Linked DNA regions of Mus musculus: regions 2 and 3 are each linked to region 1. A link is a contact called in ENCODE Hi-C or POLR2A ChIA-PET data. All regions are on one chromosome and are shown on one strand. Each heading gives the region's core, a stretch centred on a gene start or an enhancer-like site at or near the end of the contact. The rest is flanking DNA. Distances are from core to core; before and after follow the strand shown. Region 1 holds the start of Rab40b (Rab40B, member RAS oncogene family). Region 2 holds the start of Wdr45b (WD repeat domain 45B). Region 3 holds the start of Fn3k (fructosamine 3 kinase).

Evidence for each region. A loop is a pair of places that touch in the nucleus more often than their neighbours do. ChIA-PET counts read pairs that join two places held with the same protein, here RNA polymerase II (POLR2A).
Region 2: POLR2A ChIA-PET joins it to region 1 with 12 read pairs in embryonic stem cell. The contact joins the promoter of Wdr45b here to the promoter of Rab40b in region 1. POLR2A ChIA-PET finds 5 or more read pairs at or near these places in 3 of 5 experiments (Patski and embryonic stem cell).
Region 3: a map of left cerebral cortex shows a loop between it and region 1 (7-fold over the local background). The contact joins the promoter of Fn3k here to the promoter of Rab40b in region 1. A Hi-C loop is called at or near these places in 9 of 37 maps with a recorded cell type or tissue (T-helper 1 cell, gastrocnemius, heart and 2 more). POLR2A ChIA-PET finds 5 or more read pairs at or near these places in 3 of 5 experiments (Patski and embryonic stem cell).

What each region holds. Positions count from the first base shown.
Region 1 is chr11:121,385,743-121,389,677 of GRCm38, reverse strand. It overlaps Rab40b (Rab40B, member RAS oncogene family), which reads left to right and starts at 1,427. Exons shown (of 6, transcript NM_139147.3): 1 at 1,427-1,680. The coding sequence starts at 1,536. Mir7236 (microRNA 7236) reads left to right here and starts at 2,474; the gene lies at 2,474-2,533.
Region 2 is chr11:121,352,647-121,356,760 of GRCm38, reverse strand. It overlaps Wdr45b (WD repeat domain 45B), which reads left to right and starts at 2,314. Exons shown (of 10, transcript NM_025793.3): 1 at 2,314-2,534. The coding sequence starts at 2,468. Rab40b (Rab40B, member RAS oncogene family) reads left to right here. Exons shown (of 6, transcript NM_139147.3): 6 at 1-640.
Region 3 is chr11:121,432,997-121,436,985 of GRCm38, reverse strand. Fn3k (fructosamine 3 kinase) reads right to left here and starts at 2,033. Exons shown (of 6, transcript NM_022014.4): 1 at 1,857-2,033. The coding sequence starts at 1,997.

The sequences.
Region 1 (3,935 bases), core at 178-2,677:
CAAAAGTAGAATTTATCTAATACACTCTAGTGCAGCTTTAGTTGGCAAATCAATAGGGAAAGGCTGTCTGGACTCAGACATTCTAAAGCGCTCTCTCTAAGGAAGGTTTTTCTGTGTGGGCGATTGTTGCCATGTCATGGTCCTCTGAAATAATTACAGCTCAGGTATTCTTGGTTAGCAACAGTGTAATCTTGAGTCAAAGATAGTATTCTGAGTCAAAAATGGCTCAGCGAGACCATCCATTCTAGCTGGGTAGTGGTGGCCGATGTCTTTAATACCACACTCAGGAGGCAGAGGCAGGCAGATCTCAAGACCAGCCTGATCTACAAAGCCAGTTTCAGGACAGAAAGGGCTACTCAGGGAAACCCTGTCTCGAAAAACCCTATCTCAATTACCTATTCTAGACTGGCAGCCATATCTTGTAATTAGAGCTTATTATAGTCAACTCTTTGAAAGGATAGTGTTCCTGCAGGGAGGCAGCGGTCACCTTGCTCCAAGACCAGCCTGTTCTGAGCCAAACCGGCCTTGTCCTGAATCACAGCACAGCTGTGGCGCTTAGAACAATGTTCACAAATGCTTTCGTAATTTTCATCCACTGCTTTTTCTTTTCCATCCGGAAATGTATCCTTCTTAACAGAGAGGAGGCACGATTGCAAGAGGTGCTTCCACTTCAGGTTGTATAAAGATGTAGGTAGCGGGGATGCTAAACTATGATTACTCTAAATAACTTAGTTCCCACTGGTGAGGTGCTCCTGAACAGAGAGCAGATTCACTGCTCCCTTGGGGTAAAAGAGATCAGAGACAGACAGGTCCCCGTCATGTGCTCTCTGACAACAACCTCACAGGCACACGATGCACACACACACACACACACTCACACTGACATGCATGGACAGAAACCCGTGGAGACCTCGAGGCACCCACTAGCAGACACCTTTAGAGGTGCACTTGTCCATGTGTCCACTTGGTGCTGAAACTCACAACTACCTGTAACTTTAGTTACATCTGATGCCTACATGAACACATGAACATGCTAAGCTCTCACGCTAGCATTCAAAGCTCTGTGGAGCTGTGGGACAAATTCTCGTTTCCAGGCAGGGATTCAACACTTCCCACACCAATCTGGAGCCAACTCCTGTTACGCACTGATACAGGGGAGGGAGTAAACACTGACCACGCCCCTCCTCTCTATGCCATTCTTCCATTGGTTTGCAGGAGCAAACCTCTCCCCCCCCCTTCGGTTTCTTCTGGCTCGGCCTTCGGACCTCCATTGGCTTAGGCAACAAGTCCTCCCAGGAGAGGCGGTGGGCGTGGTGCGGAGGCGTAAAGAAATAGATGGGCGAGCTTGCTAACCAATGAGCATGTGTATATACCTCAGCAACTGAGGCTCGCCAATGGCAAGGTAAGGTGGGCGGGGCTCTTCAGCTGTCAAGCTCCCCCGACCGGTGGAGCGTTCGAGGGGCCCGCGGCGCTCGGGGACCCTCCGCCGCCTGCGCGCAGCCTTGGGCCGGTATGGGCGGGGTGGCTGGGCCGGCATGATGAGCTCCCTGGGCAGCCCGGTGCGGGCCTACGATTTTCTACTTAAGTTCCTGTTGGTGGGCGACAGCGACGTGGGCAAGGGAGAGATCCTGGCCAGCTTGCAGGACGGAGCAGCCGAGTCTCCTTACGGCCACCCGGCGGGTGAGCGCGGCTGCAGCACCCGGAGGCGCAGCGCTGGGGTGTCGGTGCGAGCGGCCTCTCCAGCGTGGGTCCCGGGAGCGGCTGGGCAGGGCTAGGAACCGCATGCTGGGGAAGACTGCGCTCTGTGGACGGAGTCCGCAAAGCAGCTCAGGGTGGTCGTCGAGGGACATCGCAGGTGCTAGCTACGTGTTCGGAGAAGTGTGTGGGATTACAGGAGGCGTGGGCAGAGAGACAGCGGTCCACGGAGCTGAGGTCTGAGACCACAGTCTCTGAGGCTATGACCTTTTGGTGCGTGGAACTGCAAGCAGAGAGTAGCAAGACTAGACTCCAGCCTTTGATTCCAAGCACTAAGCTCTGTGTCCTAGTGGACAGGACTTCCAAGAGGAGGAAGAGGAATCTAAGTGACCCTGTAGAATTGGCTAGGGTGTAGGAAGGAACCCAACTAAGAGACTGGAGTCCAGGAGACTGGACACGGGTGAGACCAGAGCGTCTCAGGCTCCAGGGCAGTGAGCAGTGAGTGTCCTAGAAGCCTGAAGTTTAAGATCTTGCACCCCAGAGGAAGGAGACAGAGTGGCAGAATCCTGAGCAGAACATCCAAGAATAGTCACGTAGTGATCCATCCCTTTGACTGTGGCTGTGCACAGACTTCAGTGAATGCCTATTGTGTTGTTGTGGGGGTTTCAACACACCTTTCTAATACAGACCCTGCCCTGAGGCCTGCCACCCTCTGTTCTTTGGGCTTGCAGACTGCTTCCTGCATCTCCAGCCCCCTGGCAATGCCACAAGGCAAGGCCCTAAAACTGTGTGGTCCAATGCCATTTAACTACCAGGTTGGACCGCACAGATTTAGACCTTTCCTTTAGGACAAAGCTCTGTTGGACAGCATTACTGCGAGAACAAGGGCGTGACTGAAGACAGGGCTGTCTTCAGGTCCTGGTGCTCAATGAAACACCCAGGCTTCAGCAGAGGCAAAAGAGTAAAACGTTTAACAAGCCCCCAAAGGGGACGTGAGTCCCACAGTAAATGACTGATGTGGGCAGAGAGAAAGATGTGGATGACATGTGAGCAGACTTGCTGCTGGTTGGCTTGAGCAAGGCCCACTGCACTTCTGTTGCTTTTGTCTGTTTTCTGTTGTCAACATGGTCTAAGAGATTGAGGAGAATTGATGCCGTAGTTGTGGCCATTGTGGCTTTTTGATTTACTACATATTTCTCTTAGGGCTAAGAAAAGAGCATGGGAAGAGCAAGCCAGGTATGGCAGCTCACACCTGTAATCCCAGCATTCAAGAAGCAGGGGGGTGGGGGTGGGGAATTGCCATGAGTTTGAGGCCAGTCTGTGCTACAGTATGAGACCCTGTCTGGGGAAAAAAAAACAAAACAAAATGGGAGGGAGTAAATTAGGGAGGGGAGATAAAAAAAAAAGCAGGAAAATAAACAAGTAGGGGTGAGGTAAACGTTATGAAGCTTGGGTCATTATTTTGTTATAAAGACATTCTCTCAGTCTCTGAGTGTCTCTCTCAGTGCTCTGGCAGTGGAAGATGCGGTCTTCCCGGCTTCATGCTCCACTCTCGGTTTCATGCTCCACTCTCTTCTTCCATGTCCGGGTTTTGTAGCCCACTTTGCAATTTCCATACTTCAGAGGTTTGGAACGCTCAGTTTCATTTTGTAGATCTAATACCGGTGCTCAGTATTCATGCAGTATTTAAATGAATTCAGAGCCAGGCATTGGTGGCAGCACGCCTTTAATCCCAGCACTCGGGAGGCAGAGGCAGGCGGATCTCTGAGTTCAAGGCCAGTCTGGTCTACAGATTGAGTTCCAGGACAGCCAGGGCTACACAGAGAAACCCTGTCTCAGAAAAAAAAAAATGAGTTCAGTGTTGGCTAACTCTTAACTATAGCTACTCCTGAGTTTAAAACCTTCTGAGTTGCTTGTGCTGAGACTATGTTGTCTGTCTTTGGCTGCACACAGTGTTCTTAGACTGTCCTGCTCTTTCCCCTCAATACCTGGTAACTTGTTCACAGTCTTTCTGGTATCTGATGTTGTTATGGTGAAAACATCATGCCAACTGATTTTCTAAATGGGAGATTTGCCTTTCTTTAGGAATTTTTGAAGACCGTTTTTCTTTGCCTTACCTTGCTTAATCAGGCCATGACTCAAAATTTTTGATATGTGTGTATTTTGAATTCTAGATAAAAAAAATTCCTTTCTTAATTTCAGAGGAATTTGATTTGTGTCCGTAAAATATCTCCCATTGC
Region 2 (4,114 bases), core at 1,065-3,564, 34 kb after region 1:
CTGTGACTGACACTTTTGTGTGGATGTGCATGAAGCTCTTGTTCTAGACTTGTGTGTGCAAAGGGAAAAAAATTAGTATTCTTCTCTACTCTTGATAATATGAAATTATGGATGTGACTTTTTATCATGATTGTTGTGCAACTTTTTCTGTAACTGCTTTTATATGGCTGATAAAATGTGTGTAGTGAATACATGTTCAAGGAAATTTCAGAAGCAATGATAATCAGATAATCTAGCATTACTGATACTACAAGAGGGGCCTTTTGTAAACATTTTAATGTCAAAGCCCCAACTTATAAAAAATGCTGCAGTTTCACAGGTTGTGTACAACAGGTCTGTCCCATTTGGGTAGGACATGGATTTGATAAAGTTTTTGCTATGTTGTTTACTACATTTTGAGATTAATAAGTAATCTATATTCATATTTTTCTGTAAACCTACATATTTTGTACAAAGTATCCTACAAGTTCTGAAACTATGGGAAGAAAATGCCAAAGATATCTCCAATTATGTTGAACAAAGCCAGCATTGTTTCAACAGATTAGCAAGGAGAGAGGTATTTCAGTAAAGGAGAAGTAAAAACAGTTATTTAAGGACTATGTTTCTCAATAAAGTGGATACTTGCTCCTCTCTTGACAGAGTCGTGGTATCTCTTTCTAGATCCAGGTACAGCACAGCTCTCTTCTGCACTTGTCTCCTTGCCTGTTTCATGATGTTTACCCCAAAGCTTAGTTTTGTCCTATGTCATCTTTGGAAAGGATTTCTTCCCAGAGAAGAAATGCAGAGAAAACACGTAGTGCTGTATGTCATGACGAATGCCTAGTATCCCGGTTCTTGGGAGCTTGAAGCAATATTACTGTGATACTTTGACCAACTTGGAGCTACATCGTGAGTTCCAGGGTTAGAGAATGAGACCTTGTCTCAACAAGATAAAGTGGAAGTACTGAAAGAAACACGCTCTCATGTGGCTCCTGGTAAGTGTCAGAGGTTTGTTAGAGCTGTGGCCAGACATTTCCCTAGAGATGAAGCCCTTGTCACTCCTTGCCAACAAAAAAACAAAAACCAAAAACCAAAACAAAGCCACCACAACATTCTGGCGTTATAAAGGCTCAAGTATAGGTCTCTCTTCTGGTCCTGCTGCTTAGGAAGCTAGACCCTATGAGAGATTAAACAACAGGAAAACTGAAATAAGATAAAGCTTGGATACCCTAAGTTTTTATTAGTGATTTACAATGTCTTAACATTTTTTGAGTCTCCAGATACATAATAACAATGTCCTTAGAGAAGCAGGAGTGTAGCCATCTGAGCCACTGAAGGCCTGAAGCTGGGGTCATCCAGCCCTGTGGAGATGAGGTGAATAGATATCCAGAGAGGCAGGTGAGTGTGTAAGCCAGTGAAACCCGAAGGAACAAGGCCTCCTTGACAGTGGCCAACTATCAAGACATCCTGCCAGGACCTTCACAGCCACCTTATTGTTGTGCAAATGTTCTCACAGATGGTGAGACCGTTTAGGGCTTGAACATTCATGCCTCAGCTGCCCTTTCTTAGGTTCATAACTAGAGAGATGAAAGGACAGTCCCTGAAGTGGTTTCCCCTCCCCTCTTCAGTGCTGATGGGATGAATGGTGGGCTGTGTGGGACTAGGGTCCTTCTGCTTAAGCTTCTTGAATCCTAAGACGCTACAAGTCTTCATTTGGGGGAAAGGATGGTAAACAGGTAAGGGGAGAAGCCAGTGAGGAGAGAGGGAACCAGAGAATGAATTGTAGTAGAGAGGAGAAAGCACCAGCTTCCAGAGCCATCCCAGACCCCTGTAAACAGAGCACCCCAAACAACAGTCGCGAGGTCTGGGGATCTTTTCTGTGAGGTTATGTCCTATTATGTCTCTTTGGAAATTTGTGTCTGTGAGAGGACGTGTCAGATGGTTGGGAAAGCTCGGGAAGAAATAGGGGATAGTCTGTCTGTGTTTGTCTCTCGGGGAAAATGCAGGTACCATTACACGAAGGCTGCTTCTGGTCGAACACGATGTGTATCGTGGGAACGCGGTGAGGGTTTCAGGAGACTGTGTTGTGGGCAGGAGCGTTGGCGCAGTCTCTTCTCTGCCCTGTCCTTGGTCCCATCAGTCCTGCCCTGCTTGTGTGAGTGCGGGGCACCCAGCTCTCTCCGCAGCTTCCCCTCGGCTGCGTCCTGCCCCGCCCCTTATGGACGCGCCCGGCGAGCCCTCGCCACCTACTTCCCGCCACCTACTTCCCTGCAGTGGACGCGTCTGTCCCTCGGCGCTTGCTGGTTGCGCGCACGCGCGCCCACAGATCCGCGCGCACTGATGACGCAGCACTGACGACACACGCACGACGCAAGTCCCCAGGACCCTGGCTTCCGGCCGCGGCGGCCCTAGCGCCGCGCGACCGGAGAGATCGCCTGGTTGCGAGCGGTATGCGGTGCTGAGGAGCCACAGTCCCTACGACGGCGCCATGAACCTCCTGCCGTGTAACCCTCACGGCAACGGGCTGCTGTACGCCGGCTTCAACCAGGACCACGGTGAGACCCCGGGCCCAGCTCCGTGGTAACACCCCAGCCCTTCCGGGAGACCCCGACCCAACGCTACCGCGACCGCAGGGCCCCGGAGCTGTCGCGAGCGTCCCCCGGACCCTAACCGGAGACTCGGTCGCGCCCTGAGAGCTCAGACTCTGGCGGCTCTTTCAGGAAATCTCCGAACCGCTCTGTAGGGAGGACCCCCCCCCCCCGCGGTCCTTTCCAGCCCGGGCACCCATAGCGGGGAGAAACACCCACCCCACCCCACCCCTCCGCGCGCTGCCGCCGCCCGGGTCGGCGGGCAGTGCCACTTTTTTACCGGGTACCTAAGAACCCGCAGGCTTACTGCTGGGCGTCAGGGTCTCCAGCGCTTACGTTGCCAGCGGGTGGCGTAGCGGGACCTGCCCGTCGCGGGGCGGCAGTTTGTCGTGGTTCTTGCGGCTGGCACCTTCGTGGAGTGTAGGTTCTTCGCCTTGATGTCTTAGCTGTACGCCTCTCCCTCCCCTCTGGTATTTTCTTCTGTTCTGTAGGATGAAAGGACTTACATGATTTGCGTTCCCGTGACTGCCTCTTGCCTCTTGAGTTTGGGGTCTTGGAGAAGGTATTCTTGCTTCCAAGATAATGGGCGGGAACCCCTCTTAGTGGGGATTATATCCCCGAGACGCTTTTTCTGCGTAACCCTCACTGTCCTGGAACTCACTCTGTTGACCCTGTCTCTGCCTCCCGGGGTGCTGAGATTAAAGGAGTGTGCCACTATGTCAGCTAACTTCCCTTTTCTAAATCTCCTCAAGGGAAAAGGGTAAAGGCTGATACTCTGGGCTTCTAAGAGTTATAACATCTTAGCTTTCCGTATGTAAAATTTCGAGGTGCTGTAGCAAATGTATGACTTACTGTCTTGGAAAGTGAACTTAACTTGATTTTTGTTATTGTTGGGACTGGATCTTGCTCTCCTGTTCAAGCTTATCTTAAGCTGTGCTCCAGGAATCTTCCCTTCACAGTCCCTGGAGCAAGTGGGATTGCATGCTCACTCTATTGCCCCTGGCTAAGAAGATGAGTTTTTTTGATTTTTATGTTTATTTTTATTTTTGAGACAATTGGCACTGTGTATCTCTGGCTGTCCTGGAACTCCCTAAACCTCCTTAAAAATGTTCACCACCTGGCTGTTTTTATTTTTGAGGTGGGGATCTTACTATTACAGACTATAGTTAGGTAGTGCTTTAAGTAGGTAGTGCTATTGTGCATCCCATTTGCATATATTCTCTTAGAGTCCATGTGCTAGGCATTTGAAGAAGTTTGAGGGATGCGTTCACTATAATCAGAACCTGTAGGATAGCTATAAGCTATAACATTTCCAAGGTAAACCAAGGTAAGAGGGAGAGAATGTGCATAGCCCATTACAAGTGTGGAAAGCCTTCCTTTAGATCGGACAGAGATAGGCAAAAGTATTATTGTCCTGTGGAAGCACAGACAGTTCTGGGAAGAGAGCAGTTAGACTCCAGTGTGGTGGCCTTGAGCAGTACGGGATTCCAGGCCTGGTTGCAGTGTTAGGGTTGGTCCCATTGTGGAACTGTGAAGGAGCAAGCGCA
Region 3 (3,989 bases), core at 784-3,283, 47 kb before region 1:
ATGCAAGGTGGGGGTGGGGTGAGAGGAATGGGTACAAGTGAAGTGTGAACCAACAAAGTCTGAGGCTGGGACTGAGTCCTCCAAGGTATTGTTTTCCTTCATGCCTCTAAGTGGGGGCAGGCAGCCTTGGGCATGGTAGAAATTACCTGGGATCACATTTGAGTCAGAGAAGGCAGAGTGGTGAGGTTAGAAGAGCCTGGCTCCATTCTAGCAAGGACTAGAGAAGCTAGTATACCCAGCTTGTCCACAGGCCTTTTCTGGGATGCAGAGGCTTGTTTCTAAGTGACTTAGAAATACCCCCACTTATTTTTAGCAAACTTTCATATTGTTCACTATACCTTGGTTAAAAACATGCATTTTATTTACTTATTTATTTGTGGTGCTGGGAGGCTCAACCCAGGAGACTGTCCACACTAGGCAAATGCTCTACAATGAATGACATCCTCAGCCCCCCCCCCCATGCATTTATTCATGGGGTTTGTGAACACTTCTACATATAGAATCATACATTTGTAAAAATTAAAAAGTAGATGACTGTGGGTAAAAGCATTCAAGCCTGATCACCCAGCTTTGATCTCCAAAAATCCAGATGTGGTAGTGTGTTCCAGATGTGGTGGTGTGCATCTGTAATCCCAGCCCTCCTACCACATGATGGGAGACAAACAGTCAGCTGGAGTCTTTCAGGCCAGCTAGCCTAGAACAGGCCGTGTGGCAGCAGAAACAAGAAAAACCTTGCCACAAAATAAGGCCGAAGGACAGAACCAACTCCCCAAAAGTTATCCACTGACTTCTACGCACGTCATGAATATGCAAACCAGAGCTTTCACACACACACACACATACATACATACACACAAAATAAATTGGATATCGTTGATTAAAAGTGAAACTTGAAGCCAAAACATTTATTATCACACATGTAAACCATTCTTCCCCCTTAATCCCCTTTCAAGGGGAAAAGTCAGACAGGTACACTCAAATCGCCAACCTGCACTTGGGACAAAGAGGCATGTGCTGAGCAGCCTGTTGTGGAAGGGCATTTGCAAACTTCAGCCATGCTTCCAGGGTAAACCTCCAAACCAGGCCAACGCTGCACAGAAAGCAGGGAGGTGCTACCTTCACCGTCTCTAATGATACCAGGAGCATCCTAGATACTATAACCACTATCCAGAACTACTCCCCACAGAGTCCAGAACCTCTGGAGTCCTCCCCCCACAGAAGGGGAGCACCATGCTGTGCCAGCACAGCTTGCTCTCAGGGACTCTAGCTAACAGTCCTCAGTTGTCTTACAGTTTTCCATGCATTCTTTTGTTGTTGTTAGTTTGTTTTTGTTTTTGAGCCAGCTTCTCCTCATGTAGCCCAGGCTGACATGGAACTCACCATCCTCCTGTCTCAGCCTCCTAAGTACCAGAGTGATAGGGTTTAGATGTATGCCTGGCTCCATACATTCTTAAACGGGGATATCTTAAACGTCCTAGAAACCAACAGAGCCTTTGAGAACGATGGTGCTAACCTAGCCCTGGGAATCCTGTCTCTCTTCACCTGCTGGGAAAATGCAGGAGCTGAGGTCAGAGCAGAGACCAGACATGGGCAGAAGCAGCTTACCGCTAAGACTCACCTCCCCCATGGTCAGTGATTACAGAAAATTTAAAGCCCCTGTGTGGGAGCAAAAGCAAGAAAATAATCATGCAGCAAAGAGAAACCCTCTGGTCCCAAGAAGCTGCCTGCATGCAAGTGCTGGTTGACCCCTCAGCAGAGCGTTGGGTACGCCAGGTCTAGTTCCTCCACCACTTCTCAGAATCCTGCATTCCTCTTTCCCCTTCCTAGACTTTATCCTTGTATACCGGGCAGCGCACCTGTGTCCTGCGATTGACCTTGACAAACACGGGGCCACTGTCAGTGTAGTAGGCATAGCCCTCGCTGATGCAGCCCCCTCCGGAGCTCCCAAAGGCCCGCAGTGTTGTGGTGTGAAGCTGGGCGCGCAGCAGCTGCTCCATGGAGAGTTGAGGTGCAGAATGCGGTCAGGTGACGCAGAGGAGGGGGAGTCGGGGACCAGAAGGGAACACGCGCGGAGGGCGGATCAGGGGGCGGGGCGTAGCGCTGTCACAACATTGTCTGACACAGGCTTGCTGGCTCCTAGCTACCTCCGGTGCATGCTATCCCTGCATGCTCTTGGGCACCAGAGCTAGGGTGGGAGGGGGAAGAGAGCGAGGAATTTCTCTCTCCAAGGCGATTTCCACCCGGGGCTGCTGTGGGAGAAGGAGGGATGCAAAAGCTCTCGATACCCTCATTACTAAGCTCATTTCAGAATTTCTCCTCCAACAACACACCCTATAGAAACAGAACCCAGACCGGGTGGCGGGTGTTCTGTAAAGCCACGAGACAGAAAGGGAGTGTCCTCACAGAATGCACGTGAAGTCCCAGAACATCTGCACCCACCTGGGGTCTACCCTGGGCACCGTGCTCTCTGCATAACTGGGAGAATCAGGAAAGAGCGCAGAAAGATTTGGGTCAGGGCTTCTTTATCCTTGCAACACAAGGCATAGCCTAGAGACTTAGATATCCCATGGAGAAGATCTCACTGTCCAGATAAGGGTGGAGTCCTAGCCATGGGGGTGCCCTGGCTAGGCCCTAGTGGCACCTCTTAATGCCACAGGGCTGAGTGATAGAGGCTACTGTGGGAGGTGTGATAGCAGCAGCCTACTCCACCCAGGGTAGGTGGAACTCTGGATTTCAGACAGCCATGATAGGAAAGCAGCAGACATATATGCTCATGGATGCATGGGCACACACACACATACATATAAGAACACATCCACAGACTGATATAAGAGACAGCCTGTGCTAACCCTTCAGTGTTTTAGGAGAGGTTGCCTCAGATGGCAGCTCCCACCATGAGCTGCTGGTCCCTCTCTTGTACTGCAATGTCCCCAGCTGACTATAAAGGGACTAGGAAGATTAGTGGGTGGATAGATCCATTGCTGAGCTTTGAGTATGTGCCAGGGCACAAGTGAATGTCAGCTACATTCACAAATATCCTGAGAGGATGCTATAATTAGCTCCTGCCTTCTCTATGACAAAACTAAAGTATAGAGGAGTTAACTTGCCTGGGTCCCAGTGCTGAGACATAGCTCATAACATATGAAACCAAGTCTGGTTTTGGGCTCCATCCTATGAATTCTAGTCTCAGGCCCTAGCGGGATAAGACTCTTCCCAGCATGTGTCAAGAAGACCTGGCTGCACTGTGCTGCTCAATGTTTTTCTCATGGCCTGCCAGCTGACAGTTCTACAGCTGTTCCTTTATCGACCAGCCTCACACTAAGATGACGCCCAAAGCACATGAAGAGATAACATTTGCATGGGTTTTCGGTAGGCATAGCCCTCATTGAGGAGCCTATCTTAGGAGCTCTGTCATACCTCAGAGGGGCAAAGCCTGTCAGTGCTGGCCATCCCCAGGGTCCTTGTGACCTGTCATGGGCTCAGACTGAGACTGGGTTCCCTAGAGGCTCTTGAATAACTCCTGCATCTGGCAGCTATGTGGGATGATTGGAACCTGGGCACACACTCAGGCAAGGAACATTGACTGATATGGCCTCCTAATGTGGCTTGATCATTCCTAATCATGGTAGCCAGAGTGGCGGACTGCAGAGCCAGGGTTCTACCCCAACGACCTTTTCTAACCTGATTCTAAAGCCAAGTGCAGTGTCCGTGTCTTCCCTCTGTGCGGAGTCTTACACAACTCCAGGGACTGACCTAATTAGGGTAGTGAGGGAATGAAGGAAAAAACACACATGAACACACAGAAAAGCCGGGAAGGATGTCTGATGGAGAAGTTTCAAGATCCCAGAACATCAGTGTGTTTATTATTTACAGCTGAACGAGTAGGCAGGGTTGTGGTATGCAGCTAAATCAAGAGGGCGGGCTTAACTGATCTCAGTAGGAGCAGTCCCTGCGGGGATCAGTCTTCAGGCAGTAATATCTGTGAGGAA